Regions from separate parts of the Homo sapiens genome. Here all the other regions are linked to region 1. A link is a contact called in ENCODE Hi-C or POLR2A ChIA-PET data. All regions are on one chromosome and are shown on one strand. The core of a region is the stretch at or near the end of the contact, and the rest is flanking DNA. Distances in the headings are between cores, read along the strand shown.

Evidence for each region. Hi-C counts contacts between places; a loop is a spot of excess contacts on that map. ChIA-PET counts read pairs that join two places held with the same protein, here RNA polymerase II (POLR2A). Pooled maps may share reads with other maps.
Region 2: a loop to region 1 is called in a pooled map, with 2.3 times the contacts of the local background. The contact joins the enhancer-like site here to the promoter of NFKBIZ in region 1. A Hi-C loop is called at or near these places in 1 of 168 maps with a recorded cell type or tissue (lower leg skin) and 4 of 50 pooled maps. POLR2A ChIA-PET finds 5 or more read pairs at or near these places in 5 of 52 experiments (AG04449, AG04450, HEK293T and 2 more).
Region 3: a map of sigmoid colon shows a loop between it and region 1 (11-fold over the local background). The contact joins the enhancer-like site here to the promoter of NFKBIZ in region 1. A Hi-C loop is called at or near these places in 5 of 168 maps with a recorded cell type or tissue (MCF 10A, Right ventricle myocardium inferior, esophagus muscularis mucosa and 2 more) and 12 of 50 pooled maps. POLR2A ChIA-PET finds 5 or more read pairs at or near these places in 7 of 52 experiments (A549, AG04450, MCF 10A and 3 more).

What each region holds. Positions count from the first base shown.
Region 1 is chr3:101,847,234-101,851,158 of GRCh38, reverse strand. It overlaps NFKBIZ (NFKB inhibitor zeta), which reads right to left and starts at 1,645. Exons shown (of 12, transcript NM_031419.4): 1 at 1,242-1,645. The coding sequence starts at 1,530. RefSeq lists silencers at 1,747-1,918, 967-2,166 and enhancers at 1,660-1,954, 1,749-2,586.
Region 2 is chr3:102,204,498-102,208,422 of GRCh38, reverse strand. No RefSeq gene overlaps it. Among named protein-coding and RNA genes, the nearest start is that of ZPLD1, 230 kb to the left of the region's middle. Within about 2 kb of position 1,827, at least 8 of the 41 ENCODE cell types and tissues checked have a DNase peak (open chromatin) inside an H3K27ac peak, as active enhancers do.
Region 3 is chr3:102,128,655-102,132,579 of GRCh38, reverse strand. No RefSeq gene overlaps it. Among named protein-coding and RNA genes, the nearest start is that of RDUR, 190 kb to the right of the region's middle. Within about 2 kb of position 2,164, at least 14 of the 41 ENCODE cell types and tissues checked have a DNase peak (open chromatin) inside an H3K27ac peak, as active enhancers do; they include endothelial cell of umbilical vein, gastrocnemius medialis and sigmoid colon, where a contact is called at or near this core.

The DNA of each region.
Region 1 (3,925 bases), core at 396-2,895:
CAACGCATAATTTGAACATCTGTATCTATCATAAATACATGAGATAAACAGTTCAATGATAGGGTAAGTGAAACATTAGTTGGCTTTATTTTTAAGTTTAGGGATTTCAAGAGATACCAGAATTGCCAGAATCTAACACAGCATTTTTCTGGAATGACAGCAGTTCATAATCCAACGTCACAGAAAGAAAAAAATGCAGTTTCAGAAATCCCCTGTGGCTGTGTGGTAAACCAAGGGACCAGCAGAACAGTTTCAGCCAGATGAAGGCCAAGTGGGTAAGAAAAGGTCCTAAACACATATTCTTTCTGGATCTGCTACGCAGTGGTTTAAATCGCTTTTCGCATGATTTTAAATGACTTAAAATGAAAATGAGATATCACTTTTTAAAATAAATGACAACCAAAACAGGAGTGGCTAAGAGTGGGAAACACCGGAAAGAGACGTTCTTTAAAATCATGCTAATTACTCTCAACGTTCAATTATCGAGGCGTTTTTCTAGCCTACCCACAGGGGCATCCTGTTTTCCCCCAAATTATGCAACTCGGTTCACTAAGAAAGGAAACCAATTCGCAGCCCATGAAAGATAACATTACGTCTTTCTCTGCTAGATATGGCTTATCCATTTTTTTTAAGGCACACACAACAAAAACAAGACCGCAAAAATTCCGGGCAGACTTCCGAAACTCGCCAAACTAAAGGCATAACTTGAGTTGGTTTTCAGCCCGGCTTCACCTTGATAACAGCAGTTTCCTTTTCTTTGACGGTCAAGTCTTTTTACTGAAAAATTCCATAAAAACTGAGAAATAAGTCATGACCTTTAACGCTATTCCCAAACCCTTATCCTCTGCTACAGCTTTCCACTAAAATATTCACAAGAAGAAAATTACACCTACATCAGACCCCAAATCTCATCATAGTTTATTAATTATGACTCAACAAAGCTGCTTCTTAGAGAGCGAGCGATCTCCTGGTCACTCGCCCGGCAGTCAGAGCTCGGCCGAGCGGTTTCTGAAGCCCCCCCGAGGCCCGCGGGAGGGAGCCGGTTCCGCGGGCCGGCGAAGGGCGTGTAGGTCAGGCAGGCGCCCGGCCCGGGCAAGGCGGGGAGTGGTAATTGATGGCTAAGGTGCGTACGTCCTAGCTCTAAGGAGGGCGCAGGGGCCACCCTCCATCTGGGGAGTCCCGCTCCCAACCTCCTAGGCGTGCGCGCCCCGAGTACGCAGCGGTGCGGGGCCGGCGGGTACCTGGCTGGCGCTCGGCGCGGGCGCCGCCTCTCGACCGGGACTCCACGGCGCCGCAGGAGGACACCGACGAGGCAGAGGAGAAGTCGGAGGAGTCGGAGCCGGGCGAGCCGGGCGCCGAGGGGCCCAAGACCGAGCAGCTGGCGTCGCAGGCGCCCGGGGCGGCGGCGGGCGGCGACGCGCCGTAGAAGTAGCTCAGGTTGAGCGGGCTGGTCATGAGGCCGCAGCCGCCCGCCGCGTCCCGCAGCCCCTCTCCGCCGCGGCTGTCGTCCAGCAGCTTGTCCACAATCATGCTCCCAGGCTGGGCGCTCGAGGACCCCGACACCTGCGCCACCGGCTCGCTGCGCGCGGCTGCCTCCCGGGCTGGCTCAGGGAGCTGTCGGCGGGCGGACGGCGCGGGCCAGTACGGGCGCGGCGCGGGACTGCCAGGGTATTTAACGGGCCGCAGCGCTCGCCGACCTCCCCGGCGCCCGGCCCGGCCATTGGCGGTGCCCGGGCCGCCTCCCAGCCCCTCCTCCGGATGCGTCCGATTTCCAGTAAAATGTACAGGATGAGGCAATGCGCCCTCCGCCCTCCGCCCTCGCCCCGCCCGCCCGGCTCCGCCCAGACCGACCGGTTGTTTGCCTGCCCTTCACCGGGAAACCCCGACAGCGCGCGGCTTCCAGCCTCCCGCTTCCCGCCTCCCGCCTCCCGCCTCCCGCCTCCGGGACCCCGTCCCTCGCCCGGGCCATCCCTGCCCTCTAGGCCCCCGCCGGGCCTGGGCGCCCGGGGAGAGGGCGCGCGGCGCAGGGCTGGGCCTGCAGAGGGAGGCGGGAGTCAGTGGAGGGAACCGGTTGGCCTGGTTCTTGGGGACTGGCAAGTCCTGGAAGGAGCGCGCCCCGCACCCCTCTGCCTGCCCCGGCGCGGCGAGCTGTTAGCCCAGTTAAGGCATCTCTGGAAGGTTCTTAAGGGCCTGTCTCCTCCGGCGCCCCAGCGTAGCCTCCCTTCTCAAACATAGCGTTTGTCGACGGTTTTAGGCAACATCCCGAACTGAAAGAGATGTTGGAGCATTTTTATGTTCTCAAATTATCTGCTGGGACGCAAATAATGTTTTAGGTGCAGCCATGAATAAAAAGTAATGCCACACTTCTGTATCCTTCAATACTAGAACAAAGCCATCTTAGCAAAATAATACACAAACATGTAGGTGCTGTAGTATATGTAGATATAACTTTTAAAATTCTGCATAGCTTTACACTATCTGATAAACTAACACAGTAATTTTGGCCTTTCCTATCTTGAATACTTTTTTCCAATGGATTTATACAACTATTTGTTCAAGTCCAACTAGCAAAAAATGCGGGAATGATAAGGTTAAGTACACACATGCTATGTTTAAATAAACCGATTATGATTAAATAACACGAGGGATACAAAGTTCAGTGAGCCACCTAAAAGGAGAAACAACAGGTCTGGTAGAGGAAAAAGGAGGTCAGGAGGAAAATCTTTGCAGGGGTGGTGGCATTTAAGATAGGTCCTAAAGGATGGGTGGGATTGGGGCCCACAGCATTTACAGAAAGAACAAGAGCAAAGAATTAAGGAGAGGGTTCATATTAGAGTGTATAGTCCCCTTTTACGATTGTCAAGAGGAGAAGATGGCATTAAATATAAAAGATAACTTGGTGCCTTTGGGTGGAGCACCTCCAGCAGCTGAGACACTGGAATTTTATTTAATAAACATTGAGAAAACATGAATTTTAGGTAGGCAAAATTAATCTGCAAGCAGTTGAGAGAAGATGAGGAGCCCAGAGGCCATTAGGATCCACTGCAGTAGCCCAGGAGAGAAATGACTGGGCACTGGGGCAGATACAGTGGGAAAGGAGAAAGTAAATTGACAGAAAGCAGAGCTGGGCAGCATTGCTAGGGCAGAACCCACAGGTCTCGCTCTTTTGGAGGGGGGGAGAAATGAAAGGGTCCCCAGTCAGGCCATGGCTTGGAGCCACGACCAGGTGAACAGGGCCACCAGCTCCAGATCACAAGGGATCACAGAGCAGAATGTTTGGGTTTTAGGACGAAGGGGGGGACACGATGAGTTTGGATTGTTACTCAGTATTAGTAGGTGGCATAAGACCCTGGTGGGGGTAGGTCCAAAGTAAATACAGCCATACCCCACAAAATGATGTTTAAGTCAATAATGAACTCCATGTACAATGGTGGTCCTGTAAGACTGTAATACCATATTTTTACTGTTTCTTTTCTATGTTTCCATATGTTTAGATAGACAAATACCTCTGTGTTACAGTTGCCTACAGTATTCAGTACAGTAACATGCTGTGCAGGTTTATAGACCAGGAGCAATAGACTATACCACAGAGCCTAGGTGACTAGCAGGCTAGACTATCTAGGTTTGTGCAAGTGCATTCCATAATGTTCAAACAACGACAAAATCACTTAACGACACATTTCTCAGAATGTAGCATCGTTAAGCAATGCATGACTGTATTTCCTTGTTTCTCACAAGTGTATTTCCCTAAAACTTCTTGCTGCCTCTCCCTCCAACTTTTTGATAACTTTAAAAAATAAAAAAGAAAACAAATCCCTTGGTTTATCTGTGGAAAACACAAGACTTCAGTAATTGCAATTCCTTGGAAACCAAAATCATTTAAAAGATGCTCCAAATAAGATGTTGAGTGTGATGGTTAATTTGA
Region 2 (3,925 bases), core at 578-3,077, 360 kb before region 1:
GAAAGAACCTACCTGAATATCGGGGCAGGTTCCCCGACACTATGAGCCTAACAAGCTCAGGAGACATAGCAGATTAAATCAAGAGAGAATATTAAAAATAGAGAAAGGATGTCTAAACAAGAAAGAGCCAAGGAGGTAGGACAGGTGAGAAGAGAAAGAGTGGGGGAAACAGAGTGAAGAATGAGGAGATCCACAATGAAGAAAGCTCATGGATGATAAGACCAGATCAGTCTGTTCTTCTGGGATGCTATTAAATAAAGTAAAATATAAATAAGATTATAGTTAAAAATTATTTGCATATTTTTCTTCTTCAACTTAAAGTTAAGGACAGGACACAGTGGTTCATGTCTGCAATCCCAGCACTTTGGGAGGTTGAGGCAGGAGAATTGCTTGAGGCCAGGAGTTTGAGACAAGCCTGGGAAATACAGTGAGATCCCATCTCTACAAAAAAATTCAAACATTAGCTAGGTGTGGTGATGCACGCCTTTAGTTATAGTTACTCAGTAGGCTGAGACAGGAGGATTGCATGAGCCCAAAGGTTCAGGCTGCAGTGAGCTATGATCATGCCACTGCACTCCAGCCTGAGCAACAGAGCAATACCTCTAAAAAATAAGAAATAAGTAATAAAATATAAGGTTAAAGAATTAAGACAACAAAGTCAAACAGATGACTAAAGATATGGTATAAACATAGAGCAGGCAATGTCAAATACAACTTTTGCTGGTAAACTGAAGAAATCAGCAATAGGGTATCAGAATTTGGGGATGAAGTTTACAGGGAATGAAAGAAAAATCCGCAAAAACATCCTGGCCAATCTAAGAAAAAAAATCTATGCCCTTCTGGCTTAGAATCAGGATCTGAAGATCCTTCACATGGGCAAAAATGTCTCCTGTCACTGAGCCATCACTCTGAATTGCGCAGTTTTTCCTCAGAAATTGTTTTGGCAAGATGGAAAAGAAATTGTGGGCTAAAAACCAGCCATGGAATGCTCAGAACTGAATTTATTCTGAGAATTTATTGCTTTTTGAAATGCATTTGTCTGGAAACATTTTGAAGCAAGCTGCCTGGAAACTGGGAGTTAAGCAGATGCTCCCCACCCACCCCGACATCCCTAATTGCCCAGGAAAGCCTATCCACCTCCTTCTGGGAATGAAGCAAACTTAAACATGTCTGAAATACACTAAAAGCCAAGACTTCACCACAGTGCGATATATGCATGTAACAAAATTGCACTTGTGGGAGAGGGGTGGAAAGCTCCAATGATCCTATGTCCTGTAAGGACACCAAGTTAACAACTATGTACACACACACACACACACACACACACACACACAAATCACCTTTATAAGAACCAAAAATCAGGTGAGCCCTCACAGCACCTAGTTTTAACTTCATATCCCTGAAAGAGACACTGAAGAGGGTAGGAAAGACTCCTGAGTCACAGATGCCACCCCTCCCCCATCTGCTAGCAACATCTGCATGGTGTGAAGAAAGAATCTGTGCATTTGGAAGAGTTTAAGCACAACAATCGTGAGACTTTGCATTGAACTCAATCGTGCCCTGTCACAGCAGAAAGCAAAACCAGGCTGAACTCAGCTGATGCCCACTCATGGAAGGAACATTTAAACCAGCCCTAGCCAGAAGGGAATTACCCATCCCAGCAATTAGAACTTGACTTCTGGCAAGCCTCACTACTTCGGGCTAAAGTACTCTGGGGCTCTAAATAAACTTGAAAGGCAGTCTAGGACACAAGTACTACAACTCCTAGGCAAGTTCTAGTGCTAAACTGGGCTCAGAGCCAGTGAATTTGGCGAGCACATGACCTAGTGAGACATCAGCTGGGCTGGCTAAAGTAGTGCTTGTGTGACTCCTTCCCCAACCCCAGGCTGCACAGTTCATGGCTCCAAAAAACACCCCTTCCTTTCACTTCAGGAGAGGGGAGAGAGTAAAGAGAACTTTGTCTTGCACCTTGGATACCAGCTCAGTCACAACAGGATAAAGAACCAGTCAGAGTCATGAGGCCTCCTTTCCAGACCCTAGTTCTCAGATGGCATTTCTAGACATACCCAGGGCCATAAAGGAACCAGCAGCATTAAACAAAAAGACCAAGTCCCAGCACAATCCATCACCTGCTAACTGAAGAGCCCCTGGGCCCTGAATAACCAGAAGTAATACCCAGATAGTACCTGATGGGCCTTGGGTAAGACTCTGAGACTCGCTGGCTTTAGGTGAGACTCCGCACATTCCCAGTTGTGGTGGTTACAGGAAGAGACTCCTGCTTGAGAAAAGCAGACAGAAAAGTAAAGGTTACTTTGTCTCATACCTTAAGTGCCAGCTTGGCCACAGGGGGTAGAGCACCAAATGGGCTCTTGGGGTCCACAATTCTAGGCTGTGGCTCTTGGATGGCATTTCTGGACCTGCTCTGGGCCACAGAGAAGGCCAATCCCTTGAAGGGTGAGTCCCAGGGAAAGCAGCATTCAGCACAAGCTGACTAAAGAGCCTTTGGGCCTCAAGGGAACATCAGCAGTAGCCTGGCAATACTCCTCATGGGTCTGTGGCGGCAGTGGCCATGGGGTGAGGATTCTCTGTTTGTAGAAAGAGGAAGGAGGAGTGGGAAGGACTGCATCTTGTGGTTTGAGTACCAGCTCTGCTACAGTACACTAGAACACCAAGTAGACTTCCATGGTTTTTAACTCCAGTCCCTGGCTCCCAGATGGCACCTCTGGACCTGACAAGGGGCATAGGGGAACTCTCTGCCCTGAAGGAAAGTACACAAGGCTGGATGGCTTCATCACCTGCTGATTATAGAGCCCTAGGACATTGAGCGAACATAGGCAGTAGCCAGGTAGTGGTTACAGTGGGCCTTGGGTGAGACCCAGTGCTGTGCTGGCTTCAGGTCTGATCCACTGCAATCCCAGTGGTGGAGGTCACAGGGATGCTTGTATCACCTCACCACCACCCACTCAAAGCAGCTCAGAACAGAGAGAGAGAGAGACTCTGTTCGTTTGGGAGAAAGTAAAAGAGAAAAACAGTCTCTGCCTGGTAATCCAGAGATCTCTTCCAGATCTTATCCAAGACTATCAAGGCAGCACATCTATGAGTCTGCAAAAATCACAGTGTTAGTGGGCACAGGCCCCCAATGCATATATGGCTGAAACCACAACACCCAAGTCCTTTCAAATACCTGCAAAGCCTTCCCAAGGAGGATGATTACAAACAAGTCCAGACTGCAAAGACTGTAATACATACATAATTTTTCAATGCCTAGTCACAGATGAATATCCACAAGCAACAAGACCATCCAGGAAAACATGGCCTCACCAAATGAGCTAAATAAGTCACCAGGCACCAACCCTGGAGAAACAAAAATATGTTACCCTTCAGGCAAAGAACTCAAAATAAGTTCTGAGGAAATTCAAGATCATACAGAGAAGAAATTTAGAATTCTATCAAATAAATTTAACAAAGAGATTGAAATAATTAAAAAGAATCAAGCAGAAATTTTGGAGTTGAAAAATGCAATTGACATACTGAAGAATGCATCAGAGTGTTTCAATGGCAGAATTGATCAAACAGAAAAAAGAATTAGTGAGCCTGAAGGCAGGCTATTTGAAAATACACAGAGTAGACAAAAGAAAAAAGAATTAAAAAAAAATAAAGCATGCCTACAGGGTCTAGAAAATAGCCTCAAAGGGACAAATCTAAGAGTTATTAAGAGGAGGTAGAGAAAGAGATAAGGGTAGAAAGTTTATCCAAAGGGATAATAACAGAGAGCTTCTCAAACATAGAGAAAGATATCAATCAAAGGAAAGTTATTAAGCACCAAGCAGATTTAACCCAAAGAAGACTACCTCAAGGCATTTAATAAACTCCCAAAGATCAAGGATAAAGAAGGGATCCTAAAAGCAGCAAGAGAAAAGATACA
Region 3 (3,925 bases), core at 915-3,414, 280 kb before region 1:
TGCAAGTCAGAAAAGCAGCCTTTTTTTTCTACTCTGGGCTTGATGGAGTTCACAGCAGCTGTGGGAGTGTAGATAGAGGGAAGGCTATGATTTGTGGAACTGGTGGTGTCTCATGGGATGGTACTGGGAGTTCTGGAATGGGCCTGCTGTGGGATTCAGACATGCCTTATTGTTTAGGAAACTGAAGAATAGGTTGCATAGAAGCCCATTTCTTGTGTGCCTGAGCAGCCTCTAAGGAGAAAACTCAGGTCTGAGAAGGAGCCATGCATACTGAGTTTGGCTAATAACAAAAGATTAAGTTTTAGTGGGAGATGGACAGGGAAGTATGAGCCCAAAATGGGGGCTGTTACTCTGATATATCTCCAGTTGTACTCATAATTGGGTCCTAGAGAGAAGAGAAAGGCTGTAAGTAAAAATCTGAAAAGGAGGCTTAAAACTCAGCAAGACCTTAGTACAGCTTTGAGGTCTTGCTCCCAGAGTGTAGCACAGCAGAAAAATGGAGTCCTCCTTTTTGCTACAACCCACCCCACAGCAGGGCTTTACAAGGTTTCCAGGATCCATCAGTGCCTAAGGACATAGAAGGATCGAGCAGTGGTGCCCCACAATAGTTAAGTGGTTTGTGATGGCATGTGAGACCATCTCTGTTGGCAAAAATTCTTCAGGGGCACATTACAAGAAATTGAGGTTCTGTGAAAACAGGAGAGGCCAGAGTCAGTGTAACTGGTGTTGTTCACACTGTAATGAGACAATATCATGTTGTTGTTGATCATGTGAACTTGATAATTAAACCTGGATTCAAATTCAGGTTCCACACTAACTGGTTATGTGACCTTGTGCAAATGATTTACTAACATCTCCGGATCTGTTTTCTCATCTGCAAAATAGGGATAATCACGAGACCTAATTTAGAGCTGTTGTGAGGATTAAATAAGTAAAGAGCTTGAAAGAGTTCCTGGCATATAAGAAATGCTCAACAAGTGTTCGATATTTGTTATTGTTTGTTTTGCTTTGTTTCGTTTACTAATATGGGTACCTATGTGTACCTACTGACAGGTGATACCTAAGAAAATATGTGAAAGAAATAATTTCTTCATCGACAACAAAAGAACTTTTTACCACCAACAATAAGACTTGAGGGACTTCTACTGGGCTCATTGATTTATTTTTCTTTTAACTTTTTAGTTTTAGAGGTACATGTGCAGGTTTGTTATATAGGTAAACTTACGTCACACGGGTTTGTTGTACAGATTATTTTATGACACAATAGTCATTTTTTTTCTGCTCCTCTCCCTCCTCCCACCCTTTACCCTCAAGGAGACCTCAACGCCTATTGTTCTCTTCTTTGTGTCCCTGAGTTCTTATCATTCAGCTCCCACTTATAAGTGAGAACATTTGGTTTTCTGTTCCTGCATTGGTTTGCTAAGGACGATAGACTCCAGCTCCATCCATGTTCCTGCAACAGACATGATCTCATTCTTTTTTTATGGCTGAATAGTATTTCATGGTGTACATGTACCACATTTTATTTATCCAGTCTGTCACTGATGGACATTTAGATTGATTCCATGTCTCTGCTATTGTGAATAGTGCTGCAGTGAACATTTGCATGCATGTGTCTTTACGGTAGAATAATTTATATTCCTCTGGGTATATACCCAGAAATGGGATTGCTGGGTGAAATGGTAGTTCTGTTTTTAGCTCTCTGAAGAATCAATATGCTGCTTGCCGCCATGGTTGAGCTCCCACCAATGAATCTCCTATTTTCTCTCATAATCTTTCACTTGGATTACTATAATGCCCACCTGAGTGCACCTGGCTTCAATTCCACCCTCCATGTTACTCTTGGTATAAATTACAACCACAGTTATCTAGAGCCCTAGTTTTCTCAAGGAACAGGTGAATTTCCTTTTCATCTTATAGCAGAAAGTGGAGGGGCTACTCATTGATTTACAAATTTAAAAGTCCTGACTTGCTCAGTGTGACCCTGGAAAAAAGCACAAACAGCTCATATCTCTTAACACCCTACACTTGATCTTCCCAAGTTCAGTGTTTTTCATGTCCCTGCATCTCTCTGGATAACCTTATGAAACCCAACAAGGAACCAACTCAAGATGAGTAATGGTGTAGTGACTCAGAAAAGAACAAGATGTCTCTGAGTGAAAGAAAACAGTGTGCTCCAACAGCAGGAAACCAGGAGCAGTAATCAACAGGAGAGCCAAAACGCAGTCTTGAAGCAGCACAGCTGCCAACTGCTAAAAATTTCCTCAGGTTGCAAACGAATTAAAATAGTAACTGTGCTCTGGGTAAACTCCAGTGTCTAAAATATGTTGTCTTCCCCAGTCTCCTTAAGTAAGGTTACCTTTTGAGGCATGCTCTTTAAACATCTCTTTGGAACAGGAAGTTCCCAAGCTTCTATTTTGCTGTATGAAGCAAAATAGAATCTACCCACTGAGGAAGGATCTGTCAATTCACTTTTTATTTTTAGCTCTTGGGATGTAGTTGTGGTATATACTGCTAGCTTCCAAACCAATATCCTTCTTTTCTTTTTATTTTATTAACAGAGTCCACATTTCAGAGGGCACAGTAATGTTTACAGATAAAACTTATGTTACCCAGGTTTCCTTACATATAGCAGTAGCCACATGACATAGAGTTCCGGTTCAGAAAATATGAGCAGAAGTCATTGAGTAGGGCTTCTGGAAAAATTCTTAAAAGACTCAGCTAGCACACACCTTTTTTTTCTCCTTTTTCCTTTATCCTGTCTGAGATACAGGTAGAAGGGCTAGAAATGTAGCTGTAGCCATCATCTTGCAAACATAAAGGCAAGAGAATCATAAAGACCTTGGCCCAAAGAGCATCAAGCTGCTGAACTAATGCCAGCAAAGACTTACCTCTAGACTTCTTGTTATAATAGAAAATAAATCAAAATTTGATTAATTACTAATATTTGTGTCTGCTATAACATGTACCTGATTTTATTTTATTTTATTTTTTTATTATTATTATACTTTAAGTTTTAGGGTACATGTGCACAATGTGCAGGTTAGTTACATATGTATACATGTGCCATGCTGGTATGCTGCACCCATTAACTCGTCATTTAGCACTAGGTATATCTCCGAATGCTATCCCTCCCCACTCCCCCCACCCCACAACAGTCCCCAGAGTGTGATGTTCCCCTTCCTGTATCCATATGTTCTCATTGTTCAATTCCCATCTATGAGTGAGAGTATGCGGTGTTTGGTTTTTTGTCCTTGCGATAGTTTACTGAGAATGATGATTTCTAATTTCATCCATGTCCCTACAAAGGACATGAACTCATCATTTTTTATGGCTGCATAGTATTCCATGGTGTATAGGTGCCACATTTTCTTAATCCAGTCTATCATTGTTGGACATTTGGGTTGGTTCCAAGTCTTTGCTATTGTGAATATTGCTGCAATAAACATACATGTGCATGTGTCTTTATAGCAGCATGATTTATAGTCCTTTGGGTATACACTCAGTAATGGGATGGCTGGGTCAAATGGTATTTCTAGTTCTAGATCCCTGAGGAATCGCCACACTGACTTCCACAATGGTTGAACTAGTTTACAGTCCCACCAACAATGTAAAAGTGTTCCTATTTCTCCACATCCTCTCCAGCACCTGTTGTTTCCTGACTTTTTAATGATTGCCATTCTAACTGGTGTGAGATGGTATCTCATTGTGGTTTTGATTTACATTTCTCTGATGGCCAGTGATGGTTAGCATTTTTTTCATGTGTTTTTTGGCTGCATAAATGTCTTCTTTTGAGAAGTGTCTGTTCTTGTCCTTTGCCCACTTTTTGATGGGGTTGTTTGTTTTTTTCTTGTAAATTTGTTTGAGTTCATTGTAGATTCTGGATATTAGCCCTTTGTCAGATGAGTAGGCTGCGAAAATTTTC